2 separate regions of the Homo sapiens genome follow, and region 2 is linked to region 1. Evidence: read pairs that join two places in POLR2A ChIA-PET (ENCODE). Cell type or tissue: MCF 10A. All regions are shown on one strand. Each heading gives the region's core, and the rest is flanking DNA. Links, peaks and the distances in the headings are about the cores only.

What was found. ChIA-PET counts read pairs that join two places held together with the same protein. Peaks named below come from ENCODE experiments on the same cell type or tissue, not always from the same donor. Only the 100,000 strongest peaks of a DNase experiment are listed, where the experiment ranks them.
Region 2: POLR2A ChIA-PET joins it to region 1 with 11 read pairs; 3 of 35 experiments call an interaction of 5 or more read pairs at or near these places.

Annotation. Positions count from the first base shown.
Region 1 is chr15:67,996,911-67,999,410 of GRCh38, reverse strand. No RefSeq gene overlaps it. Among named protein-coding and RNA genes, the nearest start is that of PIAS1, 56 kb to the left of the region's middle. In MCF 10A, for the core only: no CTCF peak of the experiment used is centred there; DNase peaks (open chromatin) are centred at 570 and 1,150.
Region 2 is chr15:68,125,024-68,133,349 of GRCh38, reverse strand. The region is part of intron 2 of PIAS1 (protein inhibitor of activated STAT 1); the gene reads right to left. Among named protein-coding and RNA genes, the nearest start is that of PIAS1, 75 kb to the right of the region's middle. In MCF 10A, for the core only: no CTCF peak of the experiment used is centred there; a DNase peak (open chromatin) is centred at 6,769.

The DNA.
Region 1 (2,500 bases), core at 1-2,500:
AAAATTGAAAATTTTAGGCTAGGCAGAGTGGCTCATGCCTATAATCCCAGCACTTTGGCAGGCTGAGGTGGGAGGATCACTTGAGCCCAGTTCAAGGCCAGCATGGGCACCATAAGGAGACCCTTTATCTTGGAAAAACAAACAGAAAGAAAATAAAAGAATAGAATTGTGATTTCCTACCAGCTTTCTATAATCTGTTCCTATTTTCCCAATTCCTCATTCCTCCAAAAGAACATTTTTCACAGTTAAAAAATAATCTCCAATTATTCTTTCATGAGCACGTCCTGAGTGGGATTCCATAGCTTATAAACTTTCAGTTAGTGTGAGTGGCTGATGATGATGACAATGATGCCTCAACTATGCACAGTGATTAATATCTCAATGTCAGTATTTCACAATATGGAGCTCAAGTTACAGTCTTAAACCAGGGGAAAAACATGAGAGGTATTTTTAGTGAAAATCCTTGTTGAAAGACTCCCCACCTATAGAAACATACAGAATAGCTGCAGGGGAGTAGATCATCGTTTTCCTAAAATTTTGGCAAGAAACTGTGAGGAGTCCTGATAAGGCTGGCAACACGGAAGAATATTTTTTCCTCTTGGTGGCACCCAGCCAGCTCCTGGCAGCCCTGTGCCAGCTTCCCAGAGCTGCAAATGGCTTGGAGCAATTTTATCTTGACTTTATTATCCTAACTCACAACCTATAGAAGCAATAAAAGAGAAAACACGACGGAGGAAATGTGAAGCAGTAGCAATGGGCCATGACCAATTTAAGATGAAGTTCAAAATGCACAACCGAGCTACAGACTTAGTCCAAATTTGAACTTAGTAGGTACTAAGGTGGATAAGCCCCCCAAAATGTAGTGGCGTTAGAAAAATACAAGGAAAAGAACTATAATATTCCTTGGACTCCACGTGGGGCCAGACAGGCAGAGATTCTTTTTCCTCCCTCTTGGGAGACTTGAAATGGAAGTCATGGATGATAAAAATGATTTTCTATGTAATTCATAGGGCTATAATATCATCTGTAGCATTACAAGTGATTGTAATACTACAGACACTGATCATCATTGATTCATGCATTAATTTATGAAATATGTTATGACATCCACTCTGCCCTTAAATAGCTCACAGTCCAGGGAGGGGCTTAGTCATGAAAACAAATAGTTAGAAGACAAAATGATAAGTTAGGTCAGGCATGATGACTCATGCCTATAATCCCAGCCCTTTGGGAGGCCAAGGCAGGTGGATCACTTGAGCCCAGGAGTTCAAGACCAGCCTGGACAACATAGTGAGACCTTGCCTCTACAAAAAATAAAAATACATTAGCCGAGTATGGTGGCACACACCTGTGGTCCCAGCTACTGGGAAGGCTAAGGCAGAAGGATTACTGAAGCCCAGAAAATTGAACCTACAGTGAGCTGTGATCATGCTACTGTACCCCAGCATGGGCAACACAGCGAGACCCTGTCTCAAAAAACAAACAAGCAAAACCCAAAATAAGTTATACAACAAAAAGATGGGATGCAGAGAGGAAAGAGTCTGATTTATCCCTTGAGGATAGCAAGCTGGGTGAAAACCTGAGATTCTGGGGCTGAGACAGGGAATTCTTCTTCATAGAGAGTTGGGCCACTAGAACCAGAAGTTTGAACCATGTCCAGGATCCATGCAGAAAATTAAAGTCAAAGGCAGAAGGAAAGTCCTAGGGCAGGAGGACAAGACAAATGGTTCAGAGGCAGCTTGCATTGCTGGAGCACAGAGCTCCAAATCCTGGAACCAAGGAGACCAGATTGATCACAAAAAGGTAGAGTCAGCATCAATTGCCTGAGTAATTCCCTCAGTCCCAGCAGCCCTGTCACTTCTTTGGGCCCCACCTCATGATCAAGCAACCAATGAGTTAAGATGGCCCAACAGGGGCCCCAGGACCACACTTCATGCCAGGCCTGCTTCTGTGTGGATTGCTTCTACATGCTGGTCAGGGGAGTGATGTGAGAGTAGATCAGCTAGCTTGGAGGGCTAAGGATGCAATGAAGGCAGAGCCTTGCCCTTGCTCTTGGGGGGAAAGGGGGATGTTTTCTCAGAGACACTGATAAACAGGCAGGTGTTCATCTGGTAGAAATAGGAAGTGAGGGAGTGGCATGTGTAAAGGCAGGAAGCGTGTGACAGGCTGGGCAATGGGCTGGAGGGGTCATGGCTACCCATGAGCATCAGCCAGTTGAGTTGAGCTATTTGGGGGACCCTTGGGTATGGCCTTGGTTACAGGTATAGGACTTTATCCCATAGACAAAGAGAAGGAAGATGTTCTCTTCAATTAAGAAGTGGTTCTGGGCCGGGCACGGTGGCTCATGCCTGTAATCCCAGCACTTTGGGAGGCCAAGGCAGGCGGATCATGAGGTCAAGAGATCGAGACAATCCCGGCCAACACGGTGAAACCCCGTCTCTACTAAAAATACAAAAATTAGCTGGGCATGGTTGTGTGTGTCTGTAATCCCAACTACTCA
Region 2 (8,326 bases), core at 5,578-8,077, 130 kb before region 1:
ATTATTTTGAGAGCTGATATATTTACATCTTTAACCTTCCTGTCTTGGACTATTGCACCTGTGTCCATTTATTCATATCTTCAAGGTTTTATTTCTATCATAGATTAGTTACACTGTTCCCATTAATGTCATTCTTAGTAAAATACCTACCAATAGAAGAATGATTGAATAAACATTCATAGAATACCCTAAAACCAAAGAAAGAATGAAGATGATTTCTATGTGTTGGTATGGGAGTGATCTCTCTAAGATACATCATTAAAGTGACAACGACAATATTAAAAAAATACAGTATGCTACTACTTTCTGTGTAAGAGAGGAAGTAATAATACATAAAGCTACTGGCTTTTTTCGGAAAAAAAAAAAGAAAAGAAAAGAAAACCAGAAGGATAAACTGAAATTAATTAAAAATGATTACCTATGAGAGACAGAGAATGGGATAAGAAATAGGAAGAATTTTAATAGTTTTCTAGTTAATTTTTACGTTTAAATCAAATTCAAAAGATAAAACTGAGCAAAAATGAGTATTTCTAACTTTTTAATATTTATATTTTGCGTGGACTCTCACTTTGGTTGTTATTCAAAGTGGTTATTACATAATTTCGGTTTTTGTTCTTCTAAGCTCTATTTTGCCACTCAAATTGAACTTAACCCTAGTTTTATAGCCAATTCCTTAGGATTTGCAGATAAACCTTCCCTTAACCATAAGTAAGGAAAAATTTAATTTTCCTTTCTAACATTTATACCTCTAGTTCTAATTCATGTCTTATTGTATAGGCCAGAACTTTTACAAGAATATTTGTAGATCTTCCAGGGTGACTTCTTTGCTGTAAAATTTGATGTACCTTTAACATTGTAGTTTCCTTTTTTTTTTAGAGACAGAGTCTCACTCTGTCACCCAGGCTGGAGTGCAGTGGTGCCATCTCGGCTCACTGCAACCTCCACCTCCCAGGTTCAAGTGATTCTCCTGCCTCAGCCTCCCGAGTAGCTGAGACTACAGGTGAGGGCCACCACGCCCTGATTTTTTGTATTTTTAGTAGAGACGGAGTATCACCGTGTTAGCAAGGATGATCTCAATCTCCTGACCTCGTGATCCGCCCGCCTCAGCCTCCCAAAGTGCTGGGATTACAGGTGTGAGCCACCATGCCCGGCCAACACTGTAGTTTTTAACAATCACCCACAAAGCTGCTTCAAAACATACATGTCTGGGAGTTTAGCCCCCACTGGGAATAATTCTGATGCACCTCCATTATTAGTAACTACCTCTAGGGTTCTTCTTTCTTTTTTTCTTTTCTTTTCTTTTTTTTTTTTTTTAGAGGAGGTTTTGCCACATTGCCCAGGCTGGTCTCAAACTCCTGAACTCAGACAATCCACTTGCCTTGGCTTCCCAAAGTGCTGGGATTACAGGTATGAGCCACCACGCCCAGCCTAGGATTTTTTTTTTAAACTAATAAATAAATACCCAGCAATCCCACTTCTAGGTATTTACCCAAAAGATTCGAAAACAGTATGTCAAAGAGATGTCTACACTCCCATGTTCATTGCAGCACTATTCAAAATACCAAGTACGGAATCAACCTAAGTGTTCATCAACAGATGAATGGATAAAGAAAATGTGGTCCTAAATAAGTATACATAATGGAAAAGCATTCAGCCTTAAAACAGAGAGAGATTCTGTCATTTGTGACAAACATGAATGGAATTAGACAATACTATGCTTATTAAGTGAAATTAGCCAAATACAGAAAGACAAATACTGCATGCTCTCACTTATATGTGGAATCTAAAACAATCAAACTCATAGAAACAAAGAGTAGAATGGTGGTTACCAGATATGGTTAGAAGATAGGAGAAATAAGTTTTTTTTTTAATAAGATCTTATTGCACAACACAGTGAACATAGCTAGTAACATTTTAAAATTGCTAAGAGTAAATTTCAAATGTTCTCATCACCTAAAAAATGTAAAATAGTTGTGGAAATTGATTAACATATCAGCTTGATACATTAGTTGATTTAAGCATTTCACATGGTAGTCGAAGATCGTAACATCACTCTGTGCCCCATAAATATATACATCTATAATTTTTCAATAAATAAATATAAAGCTGTCTGTTGACTATAAAGATTCCCTATAATGTTAAAGAACACTTTTTCTACTTCTTTTTAAAAAAATTATTAATGGGCATTTAATTTTATGAAACCTTTTAAAGTTTCTATTTAAACTCCAAATAAGCTAATGGATTCTTGGAGTCAGAAGTCCGCGTGCTTACCCCAGTTCTGTCATTCAGTAATTGTGTGACCTTGGGCACACTGTCTGACATTTCCATGCTTCAATTTCTTCATCTAGGTAATATAACCCTAGAGAAACCTTAGAATTATTTTGATAACTAAATAAAAATATAAAACCGCTTATAACAGTGCCTACCTAACCCAAAGTAAGCAGTCAATAAATGTTAGCTATTATTACATCTGATGAATTAATATATTTCTTAATACTGAACTATTTATGACTTCTGGATAGAGGATATATATCTCTATCAAGGTTTTAGTCCAGTAGACTTAGCCTAATTTAAATCTTATTATTCCTCCAATATTCTGATAAATTCTACCAGTTAATATTTTAAGGAACACAACTATATTCAAAAAGTGAAACTGAATGATAGCTTTTTTTTTTTTTTTTTAAGTGTTACCTTTGTTTCTTTGTATTCCTCTTTGGCCTGCTTACTTTTTAATAACTGAGAACATTTTGTAGTATACAGAAATTGTTTATTCCTCAAAAAAAGTTCTGAAGAATTTACCAGCAAATGTATCAAACCCAGAGTTTTTCTTTTTTTAAAAAGTAGTTCTTTGATAATATTGTCAAGTTATCAGTATATCACATTTTATACATTATTTTCACTGCATATACATGTAGAAAAAAACATTTGGAATGTTTAATATATCTGGAAACTTCATAGAGGTTTCTGAAATTTATTAACATATAACTGTGTAAATGTATTGCTCCTAATATTTATATACATATATTTCTTCTATGTGATTTAAATCTACTTTCTATGGTTGATTTTGTTTAATCAGATCTGCAAGAAGCTTATATATTTTGCCTCTTTCATAAGCCTTTTTCTTTTAAGGTTTATTTATTAATTCCACCTTTTTTCCTATTTTTAAAAAATCTTTATTTTTAATTTTTGTGGGTATACAGGTGTATATATTTATGGGGTATATGAAATATTTTGATACAGGCATGCAATGCGTAATAAACTATTTTTTCTAGTTTCGTATGGTGAAATATTGCTTCCCCCCCTCAAAATGAACATATCTTTTTTATTTCCAATTATAGAAAATATGCAATACTCACTGTAAAAAACAAAAATTAAAACCACAAGAGATTACAAAATAAAAGTCTACCCCATAATCTAGCTGCTTCCCTACAGGATGAAGAAAACCCCTGAACATTATGAAAAATTTGGTATACAACTATAGGGACTTATAAGCACACATAAATCTATGTAAGAGTGTGTGTGTGTGTGTGTGTGTGTGTGTGTGTGTGTGTGTGTAAATACAATTATTTTGCAATCTGCTTTTTCATTAAGATTTTAAGTTTTGAGGACATGTTTTCATTTCAACATATACATAAATTATCTAATCCACTTCAATGTCTGCAAAGTATCCACTATATAAACACAATTTAAAAATAATTTTTACCTTTATCTTTAATATACTACTTCTATTTTTCTTAAATTTTATACTAAATTCTTGGTTCTTCATCTTTTTAAATCATAAAAGCATGCAGTGTTTTCTTTTGGCTTTTCATTAATGCCTTATTTTCATAATTTATTTTTTTAATGTCATTTTAAAAATCTTTGTTTTAGTATACTCACAACAACAACTTTTATAGTTTCTGCTGTTTTGAATTAGCTATTATGTTTACGGTCAAGTATATATATAGCTTTATAAATATTGCAGACACTTGAAAAGTAACTGGGCCAGGTGCAGTGGCTCAGGTCTGTCAACCCAGTGCTTTGGGTGGCTGAGGCAGAAGGATCACTTGAGGCCAGGAATTTGAGAGCAGCCTGGGCAATATAGTGAGACCCTGTCTCTACAAAAAATAACTTTAAAATATCAGCCAGGTGTGGTGGTATGTGCCTACAGTCCTAGTTACTCAGGAGGGTGAGGTGGGAAGGGCTGCTTGAGCCCTGTAGTTCGAGGTTACAGTGAAAAATGATCGTACCACTGCATTCCAGCCAGAGTGACAGAGAGACCCTGTCTCTAAAAAATAGTAATACACTGTATCCTCTAATATTTATAAGTTACAAAGTTTAAGAAATACATGTTATATAACACATTATATATTAAAAGTTTTTTTCTGTTTATCACTGATTACTGCTGTTTATCCATGTCTTTTAGTTTTCCAAGAGAAAAAAAATTATTTCTATTTTAGATTTTCATTATCAATGTTTATCTTTTCTAACATTTATTTATTGTACATTCTGTGACTGCTTCTCAAGTTTGTCCTCTGTTCTACTAATTTGATTTTCTACAATACTATTTCTCACTTCCAATGAAGACTTAATTTTGGATACTGCGTCCATTTGTTGGAATGCAAACAGGAACAGACCCTTCAGAGAAACTCATTCTCAATTCCTAATACCACTGAGAAAGGTTATTACTTCTAGCAGAATCTGGAATGTTTTAACAGATGATGTTCTAATAAAAAACAGTCATATTTTTAGAATCTGCTGCTTTTTCTCATTTGTTCCAAAAAAAATTTTTTTTTAGATCAGAATTCTCAAATCCAGCTATACAACAGAATAACTTGGAGAACTAAAACCACACCCTAGCCAACAACCAATCCCACTAATTGTGAGATCCAGATATAATATTTCTTAAAGGTTTTCCAGGTTGGCCAGGAGCAGTGGCTCACACCTGTAATCCCAGCACTTTGGGAGGCCGAGGCAGGTGGATCATTTAAGCCTGGGCAACAAGGCAAAACCCTGTCCCTACTAAAAGTACAAAAATTAGCTGGTCGTCGTGGCACACGCCAGTAACCCAAGTTACTCAGGAGGCTGAGGCAGGAGGATCACCTGAGCCTTGGGAGGTTGAGACTGCAATGAGCTGTGATTGGGCCACTGCACTCTAGTATGGGCGGCAGAGTGAGTCCCTATCTCAAAAAATAAGTAAATAATAAAGTTTTCCAGGTGATTCTAAATGGGCAGCCATATTTGAAAATTCCCATTCTAGACTGCTAAGTTGAACTGCCTAAACAAAAGATCTAAAGGGAGAAAAAGGCCAGGCATGGTAGCTCACGCCTGTAATCCTAGCACTTTAGGAGGCTGAGGCACACAGATCACTTGAAGTCAGGAGTTCGAAACCAGCCTGGCTGACATGGTGAAACCCCATCTCTACTAAAAATACAAAATAATTAGCTGGGCGTGGTGGCGTGCACCTGTAATCCTAGCTACTTGGGAGGCTGAAGCAGGAGAATTGCTTGAACCCTGCAGGAGGAGGTTGCAGCGAGCTGAGGTCACACTACTGTACTCCAGCCTGGGCAATAGAGCGAGACTCCATCTCAAAAATAAATAAATACATAAATAAAATAAAATGAAAACAAAAGGAAAAAAGTGGTCTTGGTAGAGATTGCTAGCTTAGCACATCATCTTCTTTTACTCTATCCTAAAATTCCAATAAAAGGTCAGTAAAGATTTTTCTTTGCTTGCCTGTTTTGTTTTTGTGTTGTAAAAGAATAAACCCAAATGAGGAGAAAGAAATAGGAGGGCAACAAAAAGTGTAGAAACTGGAAAGCAAATATATGAGTGGTAACAAAGTTACCAAAGAAAAACGCATCCTCAACTAGCAGTGAAGCTGAGTGAAATAGGAGAACTGATCTAATTTATAATGCAAAATACCTGTACAAGTGGGGCTAACAGAATATAGCTAAAGCAAGGGGAATTTCTTGAAAACCTGCTTATGAAGTTATCAGATCCCCAGGTCCATTCATCCTCTCTAGTTAGCTAGACAACTGCCCTTCCTTCATCCTGCAAAAGTCAGATAGAACTGCTCAAAAAAAAAGAAATTCAAAACTGGAACTGGGTCTATAAAGCTTGATGTCACATTCAGGTTTAAAAAATGACCAGGCGCGGTGGCTCAAGCCTGTAATCGCAGCACTTTCGGAGGTCAAGGCGGGCAGATCACAAGGTCAAGAGTTCAAGACCAGCCTGGCCAACATAGTGAAACCCCATCCCTACTAAACATACAAAAATTAGCCCAGCATGGTGCGCCTGTAGTCCCAGCTACTCGGGAGCCTGAGGCAGGAGAATCACTTGAACCCAGGAGAGGTTGCAGTGAGCTGAAATCATGCCACTGCACTCCAGATTGGGTGACAGAGCAAGATTTCATCTCAAAATAAATAAATTAATTAAAATAAGTCAAAAAAAATGAACAGACATGCCAGCACGACTAAGTATCAGAGGAAAGCCTTCAATGTGGAATAATGGTGACCAAAATGACCAAAAAAAAAAAAGGTAGCTGGGAACAGGCAGAGATTATGCAACAATTAGATAAATTTCCAAAGGCTCCGAAAAAAGCTACCATTTATAACCATGGTACAACTATAAAACAATTAACCAAGGCCAGGCGCGGTGGCTCATGCCTGTAATTACAGCATTTTGGGATGCTGAGGCGGGTGGATCACTTGAGGTCAGGCCAACATGGTGAAACCCCGCCTCTACTAAAAATACAAAAATTGGCTGGGCGTGGTGGGACACGCCTGCAATCCCAGCTCCTGGGAAGGCTGAGGCATAAGAATCACTTGAATCCGGGAGGTGGAGGTTGCAGTGAGCCAAGATTCCAACACTGTACTCCAGCCTGGGTGAGAGCCAGCCTTGTCTCAAAAACAGAAACAAAAACAATTAACTAGTTATTGTTTAAAAAAAAGAAACATCTGTATTTTATATGTATACACAAAGTTCTTGGAGGGTAAAAATACGATGCACAAAGGAAAAGCTCAATAGACAGGCTGGACAATAAAGTTCAGGATATCTCCCAGAAAGTAAAGCAAAAAGACAAGGAGGAAGAAAACAGGTTTGAAAATTAGAGGGTTAGTCTGGGAATAGGAGTTCCAAAGAGAGAACAGAGAAAACAGAAGGAAGGAAATAAGAAATAATTAATGAAATAATTCAAGACAAGTTCCTACAAGTAAAGAACAAGTTTCCAGATTACCACTGTATTCCCAATATAATGGCTAAAATTGGTTCATATGGCAATAAAATTTCAGAACACTGCACATAAAAAGAATCCTACATGTTTCTGGAGAGGTGGGGCAAGAACAGGTTACAGAAAAAGATCAGAAACTGGTCTGGGGCGCAGTGGCTCATGCCTGTAATCCCAGCACTTTGGGAGGCTAGGGCAGGAGGATTGCTTGAGGCCAGGAATTTGAGGTCAGCTTAGATCAGCATAGCAAACCTGTCTCTACAAAAAATAACAAAATTAGCCAGGCATGATAACACAGGCCTTAGACTTGGCTACTCAGGACGCTGAGGCAGGAGGATGGCTTAAGCTCAGGAGTTTGAGGCTGCAGTGAGCGATAATCATGCCACTGTACTCCAGCCTGGGTAACACAGTGAGACCCTGTCTCTAAAAAGGAGAAAAAAAAAATCGGAAACCAGCCTAACTTTGAACTTTTCAACAACACTATAATTAGAAGGCAATGGAAAAATTAATGCCTTCAAAATTCTAAAGGAAAATTATTCTTATGTTGAAGTCTACACCCAGCCAAATTATCAAATAAAGTATGGGTATAGAATAAAACATTTTCAGGCATGCTTTATTTAAAAAATTACCTTCCATGCAGCTTTTTCCTATGAACTACTAAGAGATATGCCACACTAAAAAGAGGGAGAAAACTAAGAAAGAACAGGACATGGGCCTATGAAATACAAGATTAACACAGGCAAGAGGCAAAATAATATCTGAGATGTAATGAAAGAAGACCTCAAGATGACAGAGTATCCTGTGTTTGGGTTTAGCAGAGTATCAGTTCAGAAGGCTCTGGTAGGGAATTCTCATAGAACATGAAATTGACAGAATTACCTCATGCACATGAATTTAGACATTCATCTTATCCATCTGGAGATTTACACAGTGGCAAAAAAATTTTGGCAATGAATGAGAAATAAGTACACAGGGGGAAAAAAAAAGAAAAGAAAATGACCAGAACAGGGAAAATAAAAAGGTATTCAAGAAATGAAAAATAGTTCACTACATTGCTCACTTACAAATAGTGTTTACATAGTCATAATAAAGTATAAATGGGATGATCCAAACAAAATT